2 separate regions of the Homo sapiens genome follow, and region 2 is linked to region 1. Evidence: chromatin loops called from intact Hi-C (ENCODE). Cell type or tissue: Calu3. All regions are shown on one strand.

Evidence for each region. Hi-C counts contacts between places; a loop is a spot of excess contacts. Peaks named below come from ENCODE experiments on the same cell type or tissue, not always from the same donor. Only the 100,000 strongest peaks of a DNase experiment are listed, where the experiment ranks them.
Region 2: it touches region 1 in a loop (3-fold over the local background); 8 of 110 quality-filtered maps call a loop at or near these places.

The regions. Positions count from the first base shown.
Region 1 is chr7:14,688,268-14,696,267 of GRCh38, forward strand. DGKB (diacylglycerol kinase beta) reads right to left here. Exons shown (of 26, transcript NM_001350709.2): 9 at 5,808-5,927. Among named protein-coding and RNA genes, the nearest start is that of DGKB, 210 kb to the right of the region's middle. In Calu3, a CTCF peak has its summit at 3,537 (motif pointing left); a DNase peak (open chromatin) is centred at 3,534.
Region 2 is chr7:14,453,260-14,461,259 of GRCh38, forward strand. The region is part of intron 21 of DGKB (diacylglycerol kinase beta); the gene reads right to left. Among named protein-coding and RNA genes, the nearest start is that of DGKB, 450 kb to the right of the region's middle. In Calu3, a CTCF peak has its summit at 4,741 (motif pointing left); a DNase peak (open chromatin) is centred at 4,742.

The DNA of each region.
Region 1 (8,000 bases):
AAAAATAAGCAGGGCATCCAGAAAGGCTTGATTCCTAGCCTACTATGAAAATGTGAATAAGCCATTTCACCTTTCTTCCTATTTCTTCCTATTTTCCTCTCGAATGAAAGGAAAATACCCACTTCCCTTTTCCAGGCCGTGGTGTGAGGTTTCATTATACAACACCTGTGAAGTTAATTTGGTTTCTCAGAAGACGGGTGTTATATAAACAGCAAATATTATCACCCTCATTGGGTTGTGTTGTGTAACATCCCAATTTTTCAGTCAAAATAATTGAGAAAGATACCTAAAATTTCACTTTATTTCATTAAAATGTGCTCTTTTTTCATCACCAGACATAACACTGTGTATTGTAATGAAGCTGTTCAGGTCCGTGTTTATGACAGATAAATGCTTAATGAATCCTAGGCTACTCCATGCTGAGAAGGAACTTTACATTTTCCCCAACTCTTAGTTGCCTACAAGGCAAAGGGATGTTTCAAAGGAAATAATGCTCTTCAGAACTTTTAAAACCTATTATCCTAGTGATTCTAAAGTTTTAGTTTTTCCATAAATAAAAATCATTATCCTAGTGATTCTAAAGTTTTAGTTTTTCCATAAATAAAAATCTTTATCCTAGTGATTCTAAAGTTTTAGTTTTTCCATAAATACTTCCAAGATCACATAAAATGTTCAAGTGAACTAGGGCTACTATAAATAATTTTTTTTCAGAAGACCTCAAGGAGAAATTTCATTGATGTCCTAACCCACATGCTTCTCTCCCCACACCTAGTTATGTTTCAACTGACTTAACTTATATAGAGAGAGAGAGGAGCTAATGTTACAAATAATTACTTCCAACTCATTAAATAACAAAGAACATTAAATTACCTTACTTTTTGTCCAAGGTCTCCAAAAAAAAAATTATGACAATGTGACAGAAACTCCTCTTATTTTTTTTTTTTTTTTTTTTTTTTTGAGAGGAGTCTCGCTCTGTCGCCCAGGCTGGAGGGCAGTGGCGCGATCTCGGCTCACTGCAAGCTCCGCCTCCCGGGTTCGTGCCATTCTCCTGCCTTCACCCACTGCGCCCGGCTAATTTTTTGTATTTTTAGTAGAGACGGGGTTTCACCGTGTTAGCCAGGATGGTATCACCTGACCTCGTGATCCGCCCGCCTCGGCCTCCCAAAGTGCTGGGATTACAGGCGTGAGCCACCGCGCCCGGCCGAAACTTCTCTTTTAGACAAAAAGATGAGCTCTATTAGGCCTGGGCAAAGAGAATGCAGAGAAAAGTTTTAAAATTCTGAGTGGAGCTGTCATCAACTGTTCATCTCCAGACCACACATTGTAAGGTCACCTGTCATTCCTGAGGCTCAAATGCAAAATCAACAGCAGGTTACACCACGTAGTCATTTTTCTTAAATGACACAATCTGGAATCTCAAGAATTTTTGCATTCATCTAGTTTTGTAACTGCTTTCTACATTGAGCAAAGTATAGACAGCAGAACAAAAACTCTTAACCAAATTAAAAACTTTTAAAAATCGATGTGCTGAACATCAGCTCCCAAAATATAATACATAGTCTTCTATTCTCCATCACTCAGGAATTTCATCAGAGAACACACTGCATATTACTTTACTGAGAGTCAAGAAAAAAATGTGTCTTAAACAATCTCAGTCAAAGGCAAAGTTTAAATGACCTATAAGAATTGAAGACCAGGATTTTTGGCACACATATAGTGAGACCAAAGTATAAACCATCCAGAAACCATGCAGGCTAGATGTGGGTACAACAATCCACAATAACAAGTTAAGGTATCGCTATTTCAAGCTAGTCTACTGCTTAAATGTACATTTCTCTTTTCCCTATAATATAAATTCAGGAATTTTCCTTGAAAAAATTAAATGACGATCCAAAGTTAGAGATTTCAGAAATTGAAGCCTTATTAATTATCTTGTTCATGCAGGAAAAGGAAATGTTCAAACTGAAAGAGTATTAGGAAACACTAACTTCTCTTCTTGGCTAACTTCTCGTTTTTCCGGAGACAGCAACTGCCTGGTATAAAAATGACCTAGTTAGTTAATAACAGAGCTAAGGTCTGTTATCTGATCAATTTGATGACGTTCACTGCTCCTATGCTTTCTGTCTATTAGTCCTCATGTCTTGCTGTGGTTGTCCGATTGTGCCAAGTAAAAGGTATTAGATTCCTTTCTTCCAAATGAATTAAAATAAATTAAAACTTTTTCTGTTTTTTAATCTGAGAAATGAGTGATAGAACAGATCAGCGGTTGGCAAACTATGGCACTGAGTCAAACCTGGCCAGCAACCTGTTTTTGCACATGCAGTTTTATTAAAACATAGCTTTTGTGGTTCATTTACATAATTTCTGCGATTGCATTTGTGCTGGAACAGCAGAGTTTAGCAGTTAAGGCGGAGACCTTATGGCCCCATAGCCAAAATTACTTAATATCTCTCCCTCTGCAGACAGTTTCCAATCACTGGAACAGAGTTTACCTCTATATAAAGTTATTCAACAAAAAAAGTGTTTTAATTACATTGGATTTTTTTAAAAAACAATTCTCCAATGAGATGAATTCTGAAGGAAGAATGAATAAGTCTCAGGTATAAATTTTCATTGTGGTAATCAGAATCACAAAGCCATCCAAATTCTCAATTTTCCTTCAAATCTAAGAGACACTAACACTCTATACCATTTCTGACCCATTCATCTTGTATTTTGTAAAGTTTGTAGAGCCTCTTGTAAGAGAAAAGATATGGCTCTTGCTCTCTGCTATTTGGTATAGAATCTGGTCCCCATCAACTCCATTTCTGATTTTGGTACCAAAATAGATATTCTTTAAAATAGACTAGTTTTTAAACTGCTGTTGCTGGAGAAAAATAAATTGCATTGAAATCGTAAATGTTGTGCCTTACATTAGAAGTGAAGATTACTCTCCCAGGACTACTTCCTTTTCTGTGTAATTTGACTAGGACACCACAGTCACTTTCAAATACACTGTGGTATTTTACATGCACCATCAATTAGAACCTACTCCCCGAGCTCATAATTGACAATAGACAATAACATATAGGACAACCTAACAAGACAAGCTTCACAACAAATGGCCAACTTCAAACTGCAGTATCTAGATTTTCAATTAAATAAGCAAAGGTGAGGGGATAGATTCATGGATCAAATTCTCTACAGGTAATAATGTAACACATTAACTGCCTACAGAAAGGAAATAAATCTCAATTGCTAAAAAAGGTTCTCATCACTCAGTTGTCTTGGTGTCATTCTTGCTTTTTAAAACAATTACCATGCCTTAGAATTCAACAGCTCTTTCTAACAAATAGATGCTGTATTTTGTGATCATTACACATGATTATATGGCTTATACATTTTATTAAAAGACAGCTTAAAATGTAGGTGGCTTACTTTTTTCACAAAAATGAAAGAAAAGGGAAATTTCTTCTTTTAAAGTTGTTCTTTACAGAGATGGGGTGGGGGGCGGAATTTAGTCTCAGATTTAAGGTGGTCTCTTGAGATTAAATAAGGTGCCTCTGCCATCTAGCGGCCGTCACTGGTAACACAACTCTGGAACACAGCTCTGATAGCTATAATAAAACCTTAGATTTCTCCTATTTAGCTCCAGACACTCCCTTTTACTAAAAACATAAAAAATAAGTTTACAAATACTATTAAAAAGTAAATTATGTACAGTTAATAGAGTGCACATTAAATGCATAGAATTGCCTTACAATTGAAATAATACTACACTAGAAACTAATGAGGTATTATATTGGTTTAAAATACTTTGAGTTAAATCATATAGATTTGTGGACTCTATTACCTGTGATAATTTTTATAACTTCACAAATATCTATATTTATAAATTAAATAATAAATAATATATCAGCAGTAGTTTCCAAAAAAAATCATCATTTCAAAAAATCTCTTGTGACATTTAAAATACGGGCAACTGACTGTCCCTTTCTGCACTTTTCTATCTCACCCTCGACTACCAGATGATTTACTTGCTCATTCCTGCATCTTCCCTCCTTCTCTCATCCTAGAATTTACATAGATGCTTAGAATATACAAAGTTTAGCTTTACAAACATAAAATGTCCTTCTCGGGAATCATTATTATTGGAATTTCCTGACTAAAGTTATCTGACAATTTTTCAGGATAAAGTATACATTAAACCTTAAAATGTCAACATTTTGTCAATTTTTCTTTTGTTTTCTCCCAGTAGTCTGATTTACATAATGGTTTTTGTCATAAGGTACATGAACAATTAAATAAATATTGATAATATAGAGCTAAATATGGTATTATAAAAAAATACTCAGTTATGTGTAGTATAAGAAATTCAGGTACAAGAAAATACTATTTCACAAAATTTTTAAGTGTAGAACTACATACTTATTAACAATAATATATATATTATATTTTGTTTAAATAAATTAGTTTAAGGGTAACTTTCCATATATCACTTATTAGTATTTTATTGTTTTCCATCCTCTGACCATGTCTTGGATCCCATGGGCCTCATGAAAGGTAAGCTTCAACTGAGTTTAGAAGAAATTTGAAGACCCAGGTAAAAAAGAAAACAAATAGTAATCTCTTGAAACCTATTATTTTTTCCTAAACTTATACATATTCCTTAACCCTCAGCTCATTTGTATATTCCTAAAGCCCATTTATATATTCCTAAACCCATATGTGCCAACATATTTTTATATATACTCATATGTTTCACAAACACAGACAGTAAGTTATCTTGAGAAATGACTTTTAAAAATTTGGTGTCTTGAATAACTATGATATAGTCTTGAATCTGTAAAAATATTTCAGCTGGTAATAAGAAGTATGAAGAGTTTTGGGTTTGGCAGCAAAGTGGTGAATACTATGGTCTTACACCTTAAAACTCTAAATATTACAATTTCATTGTTCTTTCCACCCCTAATGTTCTTTGAAATTAAGTAGACATGTTATTCTATACATAGTATATCTAATTATTGCATAACTATTAATGCTGAATTTAAAAATCTGGCATACACTATAGATTTCATCAGATTTTTAGAATAAAAATAACTGAAATCTGCTTCAAGTCTGGGTCAGCAAGATTTGCTTTCAAAGTCATTATTATATTACATTCTCATCTTAGGTTGATTTATTTTATTCCTTCACAATGGTATTTAATTGCAACTAGAGGAACTACTCCAAGAAAACTTTTGACAGGCGATAGAATAAGAACCTGGCTCCTGCTGATACAGGAAAAACTTACGTTTATTTAAGTTGGTGCAAAAGTCATTGCGTTTTCTGCCATTAAAGGTAATGGCAGAAAACGCAATGACTTTTGGCACCACTAATCTTTAAACCACTGGAGATATTTAACTGCCTCCTCCAAGTATCAGTTTTCAATAAAATAGATTACCTTTATAGGTAGGAGGAACATTGAAATAATGAAGCACCAAAAGAACTGCAAAATACAATAATACTGGAGAGCCTCTTGCTTTAGATAATATGAGGAGGTCAGTAACTTAAAAACACTAGATTGCACCTTCAACAGAGGAAAACAAAAGAGAGAGAATATATTTTTAATCCTGAAGTAATACCTGGAGTGAATCAATATGTGTGTGGCAAGTATTACTACACAAGGAGTTACTGTCAAATTGCACCGTGGCATACTTATTAAAAGTTCCAGGCACTCACTGCATGCTTAATGGTAGAAAATGGTCACATCAATCTGTAATCAAAATGTGTAATAGAGAGCCCCACTGACTCACCACCAGGCCACCCTCCTCTGTGGAAATGCTTACATTTTCTAAGCCCAGGAGCACAAGAAGTGGAATCGTTGTCATTCCTCCTTGAATCCATTCCTCCAGAGACACGGTTCCATCATGATCATAGTCAATTTCTTCCATCATTTCATGGAGGATCTGGAGTAGAGGAGATAAGGGAAAATTGGTGGTCAACCAATAAAATAAATTTCATAGGCTACAACATATGAAATTGTGACTAACAGCTAAGTGGAGAGTTGGGATAACTGTCTTGCTAACTCAGTACAACATTAATTCTATTACTGATGAAGAGCGACTTTGTTAGCATTTCTAAACCTGGCCACTTAACACTGATCACTTTTTAGAAATAAGTGCTTAACTTTTCAATATTTTTCCCATGAACAGCACAGCTAAAACAAGAAGAATCTTTAATAAGTGTGAAAGTGGTCTTTAATTACTTTCTTCATATTATTTTTTAGATTCATATATATGCCAGAAAATGTCTGAACAAATTAACTTCATGGCAAAGAGCTCATATAATTCTTTGCTAAGTAGTAAGGGGCGAAGGAATTTAGTTGCTTTTAATTGCCTATCAGAATTTAATAGAGTCGAGAAGTTAAAGGATCAAATCAAGTTTAATTAAACTTCGTTTCTAAAGATGACTTGCACGTAATGTCTTAAAATGTTCTCTGCAGTGTTTGTTTGCAATACATTTACCTCTCTGTGGTATGGTGGCAATATCAGTACTTACCTAGAAGGGCTGTTGTGAGGATTAAATAAGCTAACGTATTATAAGCAGACGAGCCCCTGGCATACAGAGTCAGAGTCATATAGTGTTGTTTGTGCTATTATTAATGGAAATTATATATAAGTTCCAAACATATTACCCTTGGTTGCTGGGAAAGCAAAGTACTTCCCATCTAATGGCGTCAAGATGGCAAACATGGTAAGAATTCTAATGAAGAAAGGAACTCACGTCTTTATATAATACAAAAATGTTAATCAATTTGGAAAAAAGAGAAATGCAGAGAGCATTGGAACAGAGATTGGAAAAGATGCAATGCATGAAATATTTGATTTGTTGGTAGAAGTATTGTCTGCCTAGACACTCTTGTGCTTGGTGTCTTCACTCAGGAAGTATTGTATTTGAAAATTAGATTATTTTTCTCCTCTTGCCTCTCAAGAGCTTGCTGATGAATTAGTAGAAATGTATCAATCATAAGAGAAATAAAACAATGACATTTGTTTCAGATGGGTGATGCTTTCCTTTTTGTACCTAATAAATCTCATGTTAAAGCCATCCTCTGACCGTGTCTCAAATCCCATGGGCCTCATAAAAAAATAAGATTGAACTGAGTGTAGAGCCTGAGTTAATTTGATAAAAACTTCTAGGGACGCTCCAGTCTTCCCTACTACTATTGTAATCAACCTCAAATGTTCATTTCTCTCTCTCTCTCTCTTTTTTTTTTTTTTTTTTTTTTTGAGATGGAGTCTCACTCTGTCGCCCAGGCTGGAGTGCTGTGGCGCAATCTGGGCTCATAGCAAGCTCCGCCTCCTGGGTTCACGCCATTCTCCTGCCTCAGCCTCCCGAGTAGCTGGGACTACAGGCGTCCGCCACTACGCCCGGCTGATTTTTTTTGTGTGTGTATTTTTAGTAGACACAGGGTTTCACCATGTTAGCCAGGTTGGCCTCAATCTCCTGACCTCATGATCCACCTGCCTCGGCCTCCCAAAGTGCTCGGATTACAGGCTTGAGCCACCGAGCCCGGCCCATTTCTCTTTATTTATATATGCAAACCTATGAGAAGCCTGCTGATGTGTACATTTGTTTACAATGAGAACTACTGAAGCCTTAGGCAAGATGACAAGGCAGTTCCCATGACAGCAGACATAATGTACAACTTTGTACCATTTCAGCTCCCTGGAATAGTAGCAGACTTATCAGTAACACACATGTCAAATAATGCTATAGTTTATTACTTGTATTCTCCATTCAATAATCTGACAAATACACTAGGTATTTGTTGTAGAAAGACTACTCAGCCACCAGCTTTCCCCTTCCTCCTAGCATCCTGATGTCCTTTTTCTCAAATCTACAAACACACCCCCCAACACACACACCAAAAATGCTTTTGTTGAGAAGTGTTAGTGCCCGCTGTTTAGAAACCTGAATGGAGGCCGGGCGCGGTGGCTCACGCCTGTAATCCCAGCACTTTGGGAGGCCGAGGCGGG
Region 2 (8,000 bases), 240 kb before region 1:
CAGGTTCCAGAGCCACCACAGTCATTTCTTGTCACCACCACAGCCATTTCAAGCATCCGGTTACGTGGTTCTGGTAGATATTGCCTTTTCTAATAAAGAAATAAGCAAAATCGACACAGATAAGGGACTAGTTTGCTCCAGAGTCTCTATTCCATGCATTTTGTGTAGCACATATGGTTCTGGACTAGAAAGCATTACACTTTGCAGAGAATCTCAGTTTCTCCACCAAGGCTCAAAATTCCCATGCTACTTAAAATAAGTCTCCTTAAGTTCCCCATTCACTGCATTTCTAACCATCTCCATTGTATCGTTCTCTGTATGACAGAACATGAAGTTTTTACTCCTTTTATCTGTTCTGAAATTTATCTGTAATTTTTCGAACACTTTCTCTCAGAGCTACAGTTTTTCATCTATCACAGGAGTAGTAAACTTTCTTTGTAAAGGCCCAGATAGTAAATAATTTAGGCTATATGGATCATATGGTCTCTGTCACAACTCAGCTCTGCCCTTGTAGTTCAAATGCAGCCAAAGATAGCAGAAAAACAAGTGACCTTGGTTGTGTTCCACAAAACATTCCTTTTATAAAGTAAGCAGAGGGCCAGAACTGGCATATGGGCCATAGTTTGCTGACCCCTGATCTGTCTTATTACTTATCAGTGGGAAGTATGTATATCTTGCTTTGTCTTTTTTGAAGGGAGTACAATTAAGGGTTTTCTTGGAAGTGTTTCATTAATATTATTTTTGTATTATATCTTATTGATATATCATAGTTACACACATTGCAGATACATGTGCTATTTTGAGACATGTATATAATGTGTAATGATCAAGTCAGCCTAATTGGAATATCCATCACCTCAAACATTCAACTTTTCTAGTGTTAGAACATTACACTTCTTCTCTTCTACCTGTTTTGAAATATACCACACATTATTGTTAACTATACTTTTCCTACTGTAGTATTGAATACTACAACTTATTCCATCTATCTAAGTATATTTTTGTACCCATTGATCCACTTCTAATTTGAAAATACTTCCCTATTTTAAAAAATCACTTAATTCTATGGTATTTCCTGTATGTCTCTAGCAGACCTATGTTCTTTTATTGACTAGGATTTTGACTGCAAACACATTTTAAGGCAATTATTTAGTAGCCTATGTTTTTACAAACATTCATGTTCAATAGTTGCAGTAACTCTGTGAGATTGTCTTAAGAAAACCATTCCAATTTACAAAGGTAGCTTCCACGTTCAGGAATTATAATATGGCTTTTAAATCTAAATTTTGTGCTCTTGTGATTATGTGACACGATCTTTGCATTATATAGAAATCATATATGATTGCTATCAGATGCACGTTAACTTTTAAATAATAAAGCTTTCAATGAACTTTCAACTCCATTTTTCACTTTCTAAGAATCACCTAATATTTCTGACACATCTTTGTAAATCCCAGAGAGTTACTGGACCCCTGCATTATAGCATCAATATCCTGCATACACTTGAGTCACATGATAGTTTTGATAGTAAATTCTGATGGGAATAAAAACAAAAGAAATGGTATTACTCTAGCTAACATGACATGTATTATTCAATTTAATTTAATAGTATAACAATCCTGAGAACTAAGAATCACTATTCTACTCTCATAGGTGATGAAATGGATGCTACTAAATTCTAAATAATTTACCCTAGGCTTCAGAACTGGTAAGAGGCAGAAGTAGAATTCAGACACAGATAGAACCGAAGGTTTGTCTTTTTCATATGACATCAGAAGTGTCTCCTGGTTATCTATGGAACCCAATATCACGTTTGAACTTCCCAACCATCAATATACTTTTTAATTTTCTATAAACTCTGTTTAGAATTCTCTGTATTTCTTTATGACAACCAGGAAAACTTGCTTATACCATTTGAGCAGTGAAGTTAAAAATCACAGACATAACTTCAATATGAATTTTATTACTGGTTATCTGCTAGAGAGCTTGGAACATTCTGAATGGAATTAAAATGCATTTCATTGGTGTGGAATCATGAACATTTGTTAAAATTGTTTTGTAAAAAACTCCCTAGGTTTTCACAGCTGTAGAAATGCTCCCTCAAAGAAATAAGTGCAGAATGAATAAAAACAGATGTGGCATTTTTGCATATTATCAACAAAAATCTCTTTTTATTTTATCTTGTCAATGTCTTACCATAACATTATTTATGCCATTATTCTGTTCACAACAAGTGCAAAGAAATTACATGACATTTCCAGTACATATACTGGTCTTCAGTAGGGTTTTCTGGTTACTTATATTTCTCTAGAGAGTACCTTTGCACAGGAAGTAATTTTCTATGTTTTCTAACTAAAACCCAACCTTTCTGGCTGTGCACTCTGAGAAACAGCAAACATTCTCCACTCTATTAAAAGTAATTGAGTCGGAACATTTAAAGGTATTTTAAATGAATGTGCACTGAACATTCTTCAACTTGGTTCAGGAAATAGATATAAGAAAGTTTTTAATACCCTGAAATTTTTAAGAAGAGGAAATTACCTTTGGTTATTTAAAGCTAGAAAAGATTGGGTTTAAGAACTTTAAGACAACGGGCTAAAATCAACTCCAAGGCAATGAAAGCGTCTTCCTTTAAAAAGTCACTAGTGTTTTGTGTTTATAAATTTGTGCCTTCACTGTTGAATTTGTGCCTTCACTATTTAAAATGTATACACCGTATACAGGTTTAGCATTTCTAATCCAAAAATCCAAAATCCGAAATGTTACAAAATCTAAAATTTTTGAGGGCCAACGGGATGCCACATGTGGAAAATTCAACACGTAAGTACTTAACTCAAACTCTGTTCCATGCACAATATTATTAAGAATATTGCATGAAATTATTTTCAGGTTATGTGTATAAGGTATATATGAAACATAAGTGAGTTTTGTGTTTTGTGATAGACTTGGGTCATATCACCAAAATACCTCATTATGTATATGGAAATATCCCAAAATATAAAAAAGTCTGAAATCTGAAATAGTTAGGATCCCAAGCATTTCACATAAGAGCTGCTGAACCTGTAGTACTCTTTTAGGCACTCAGATGTAGAGTGAAGTTAATTCTGTATAATATAAGCTAAAAAACATAATCATTGGCAGTACCTAGTGGTAACTCAAGCTTTCAACATCATTAGAATTTGAGGATGTTAATATACCTGCACAAAACAATCCTATGTGACTTTTCAAAGATGAAATTGCACTCAGTGTGGTCAAATGAAGAAATTAAATCATGCTATGAATAAGTGATGTTTTATTAGGTAGATGTTCTAGCAAAACCTAATGCTTTACCTGAGAAGTTAATCACTTCTTACATTATTTTTCCAATTGTTTGTCTTCCCAAGAGTTGTGCTAACTTAATATTAATTTGATATATTAGCTGTATTCACTTAAAAGTTTACACAAAAATATTTTACCATTTGTAATTGTTTCAAGTTTATATAAAGAATTAAATATATTTTAACAAGCATCTACATAATTGACATGATTTTTTTCTAACCTGAAAACCTAATTATCACCTTCTTATAGAGGACAAGGAACAGCTTTGCAGGCAAATTAATGTATCCTATCAGTGGGACAGTTTGTCACTTGCTTAAATAATCATCATCTTTGTTATAAGCTTTACAGAATGAAGAAAAGAGATAGGACCCCTCTCATACTATTACACATTAAAATTAACTTCCCACAGGTTTTTCAACAGTTTCCTACACTTTCACTGTGCTGAATCATAAAGTAGAAATGACAGCATTAACTGCTTTTCAAGAGATAAGAAGCAAATATATTTCATATCAGCTTTGTCAAATAAAGTCTTCAGTCACCACACAGATACATCATATATTTAATTGTACACAAGTTAAAAAGTATGCCGCATGTTAAAATAATATGATATCATAGTGCACTAGTAAAGAGGGTATGTAAAAAGGACTGCGTTATTAACAATTAGTTGATATTATTAAGTAATTACCTAAAATGGACACCTGCCATTAATTTCTGTACAATAAAGAGCTGGCACATGCTAAAACTGGTTTCCTTATTTTCTTATCTAACTGGGTAAAGTTATTAAAATTACGGTAATAAAGGCACCTAAAATACACAAGATTTGTTAAAATGCTCTTAAAGTAAATATAGTATTGCTTGCATTTTGGAAACTTTAAAAAATAATATTCTTGCTATTAATTGCTATATTAAAGCTATTATTTCTAAACTGAATTACTTATAAATAAAAAAGATTTTTTTAAAGACTGATCTCAGTTCCAACTAGCAAATTATTTCAGACATTTTGCATTTATTTAATTTCCAATGCTGCAATTAAGAAAGAACATCAACACTTTGACTTTTAGTTGGTCTGAAGCAAAGTCCCTTCCACGTGAGATTAAAACTTGTCTTGTTCATCAAATGGGATCAAAAGCTCCTTAATTAGTAGGCTGGACTAAGGTACACAGATGCCCTTTGACCTCCTATGACAGATTGCTAACATTTTAGCATTTACAACAGACTCTCAAGTATGCCGGCTGACATTCAAATATAACTCAAATTACACTTGGTTAAAAGAATTGTATACATCTACATGAGAAGGACTACTGGTGTAAAAAATCTAAGTCCCGGCAACGCAACACAAATCAAAACAATGACTTTGCCAGTATGCTTAATAGGGAAGGACTCATCCAGTGTTCTCTGGATTGCGGGAAGTGCGGCAAGGCTGAGTGCATGTGGGCTAGCGCCCTCTGCTGGTTAGATTCTTCAACGTCTTTAAATCAAGAATCTTCAAGCCTTGATTAAAAAAAACGATGCTCTAAAGATTCTTTCTCTTTCTGGAATTAGGAATCTATGGGAAGCCTTCTAAAAATTTAAATTTTAATTCGATTTCAGGTATTCTAACCACCTGAATATTTATGTGAGGATCACAATAAAATTAGATCCCCAAATTTCTTTTAAAATTTAAATTAAAAATTTAATAAATTCTTATGACTACATAATAAGTGAACCATCTGATAAAATAGTGTAACAATAAATAAAATAAGTTAAATAATTTAAATTTAAATAAATTCTGAATAAATACCTCTGATAAAACTAATCGTTAATAATATAGTGTGCCCAGCGGTGGCTGGCAAGATGGCTGAGTAGGAACAGCTCCTGTCTGCAGCTCCCAGCGAAATCAATGCAGAAGGTGGGTGATTTCTGCATTTCCAACTGAGGCACCCAGCTCCTCTCATTTGGACTGGTTAGACAGTGGGTGCAGCCCACAGAGGGTGAGCCGAAGCAGGGTAGGGCGTTGCCTCACCCAGGAAGCACAAGGGGTCAGAGAACTCCCTCCCATAGCCAAGGGAAGCCCTGAGGGACTGTGCCATGAGGGATGGTGCATCCCGGCCCAGATACTAAGCTTTTCCCACAGTCTTTGCAACCTGCACACCAGGATATTCACTCCAGTGCCTACACCACCAGGGCCATGGGTTTCAAGTACAAAATTGGGCTGCCATTTGTTTGGGCAGACAACGAGCTAGCTGCAGGATTTGTTTTCATACCCTGGTGGCGCCTGGAATACCAGCAAGACAGAACCGTTCACTCTCCTGGAAAGGGAGCTGAAGCCAGGGAGCCAAGTGGTTTAGCTCAGGGGATCCCATCCCCACAGAGCCCAGCAAGCTAAGATCCACTGGCTTGAAATTCTCGCTGTCAGCACAGCAGTCTGAAGTCAACCTGGGATGCTCCAGCTTGGTGGGGGGAGGGGCGTCCGCCATTACTGAAGCTTGAGTAGGCGGTTTTACCCTCACAGTGTAAACAAAGCCACTGGGAAGTTCAAACTGGACAGAGCCCACCGCAGCTTGGCAAAGCCGCTGTAGCCAGACTGCCTCTCTCAATTCCTCCTCTCTGGGCAAGGCATCTCTGAAAGAAAGGCAGCAGCCCTAGTCAGAGGCTTGTAGATAAAACTCCAATCTCCCTGGAGCAGAGCACCCGGGGGAAGGGGTAGCTGTGGGTGCAGCTTCAGCAACTTAAACCTTCCTGCTTGCTGGCTCTGAAGAGCATGTTCTAACCCAATGCAAGGAAGCAAAGAACCTTGAAAAAAGGTTAGATGAATTGCTAACTAAAATAACCAGTTTAGAGAAGAACATAAATGACCTGATGGAGCTGAAAAACACAGCACAAGAACTTCGTGAAGCATACGCAAGTATCAGTAGTTGAACTGATCAAGTGGAAGAAAGGATATCAGAGACTGAAGATCAACTTAACAAAAGAAAGCATGAAGACAAGATTAGAGAAAAAAGAATGAAAAGGAATGAACAAAGCCTCCAAGAAATGCGGGACTATGTAAAAAGACCAAACCTACGTTTGAATGGTGTACATGAAAGTGACAGGGAGACCAAGTTGAAAAACACTCTTCAGGATATTATCCAGAAGAACTTCACCAACCTAGCAAGACAGGCCAACATTCAAATTCAGGAAATACGGAGAACACCACAAAGATACTCGTTGAGAAGAGCAACCCCAAGACACATAATCTTCAGATTCACCAAGGTTGAAATGAAGGAAAAAATGTTAAGGGCAGCCAGAGAGACAGGTGAGGTTACCCACAAAGGGAACCCTATCAGACTAACAGCAGATCTCTCTGCAGAAACCCTACAAGCCAGAAGAGAGAGGGGGGCCAATAATCAACATTCTTAAAGAAATGAATTTTCAACCCAGAATTCCATATCCAGGCAAACTAAGCTTCGTAAGGGAAGGAGAAATAAAATACTTTACAGGCAAGCAAATGCTGAGAGATTTTGTCACCACCAGGCCTGCCTTATAAGAGCTCCTGAAGAAAGCACTAAATATGGAAAGGAAAAACTGGTACCAGCCAATGCAAAAGCATACCAAATTGTAAAGACCATCAATGCTATGAAGAAACTGCATCAACTAACAGGCAAAATATCAAGCTAGCATTATCATGACAGGATCAAATTCACACATAACAATATTAACCTTAAATGTAAATGGGGGAAATGCCCTAATCAAAAGACACAGGCTGGCAAATTGGATAAAGAGTCAAGACCCATTGGTGTGCTGTATTCAGGAGACCCACCTCACATGCAAAGACACACATAGGCTCAAAATAAAGGGATGGAGGAAGATTTACCAAGCAAATGGAAAGCAAAGAAAAAAAAAACCAGGGATTGCAATCCTAGTCTCTGATAAAACAGACTTTAAATCAACAAAGATAAAAAAAGACAAAGAAGGGCATGACATAATGGTAAAGGAATCAATCCACCAAGAAGAGCTAACTCTCCTAAATATATATGCATCCAATACAGGGGGACGCAGATTCATAAAGCAAGCTCTTAGAGACCTACAAAGAGACTTAGACTCCCACACAATAATAATGGGAGACTTGAACACCCCACTGTCAATATCAGACAGATCAACAAGACAGGAAATTAACAAGAGTATTCAGGACTTGAACTCAGCTCCAGACCAAGTGGACCTAATAGACATCTACAGAATTCTCCACCCCAAATCAACAGAAATACATTCTTCTCAGCACCACATCACACTTATTCTAAAACTGACCACATAATTGGAAGTAAAACATTCCTCAGCACATGCAAAAGAACGGAAATCATAACAGTCTCTCAGACCACAGTGCAATCAAATTAAAACTCATGATTAAGAAACTCACCCAAAACTACACAACTACAGGGAAATTGAACAACCAGATCCTGAATGAGTACGGGGTAAAAAAGCAAATTAAGGCAGAAATAAATAATTTCTTTGAAATCAATTAGAACAAAGACACAATGTACCAGAATTTCTGGGACTCAGCTAAAGCATTGTTTACAGGGAAACTTATAGCACTGAATGCCCACAGGAAAGAGCAGGAAAGGTCTAAAATCAACACCCTAACATCACAATTAAAAGCACTGGAGCAGCAAGAGCAAACACATTCAAAAGCTAGCAGAAGACAAGAAATAGCTAAGATGAGAGCAGAA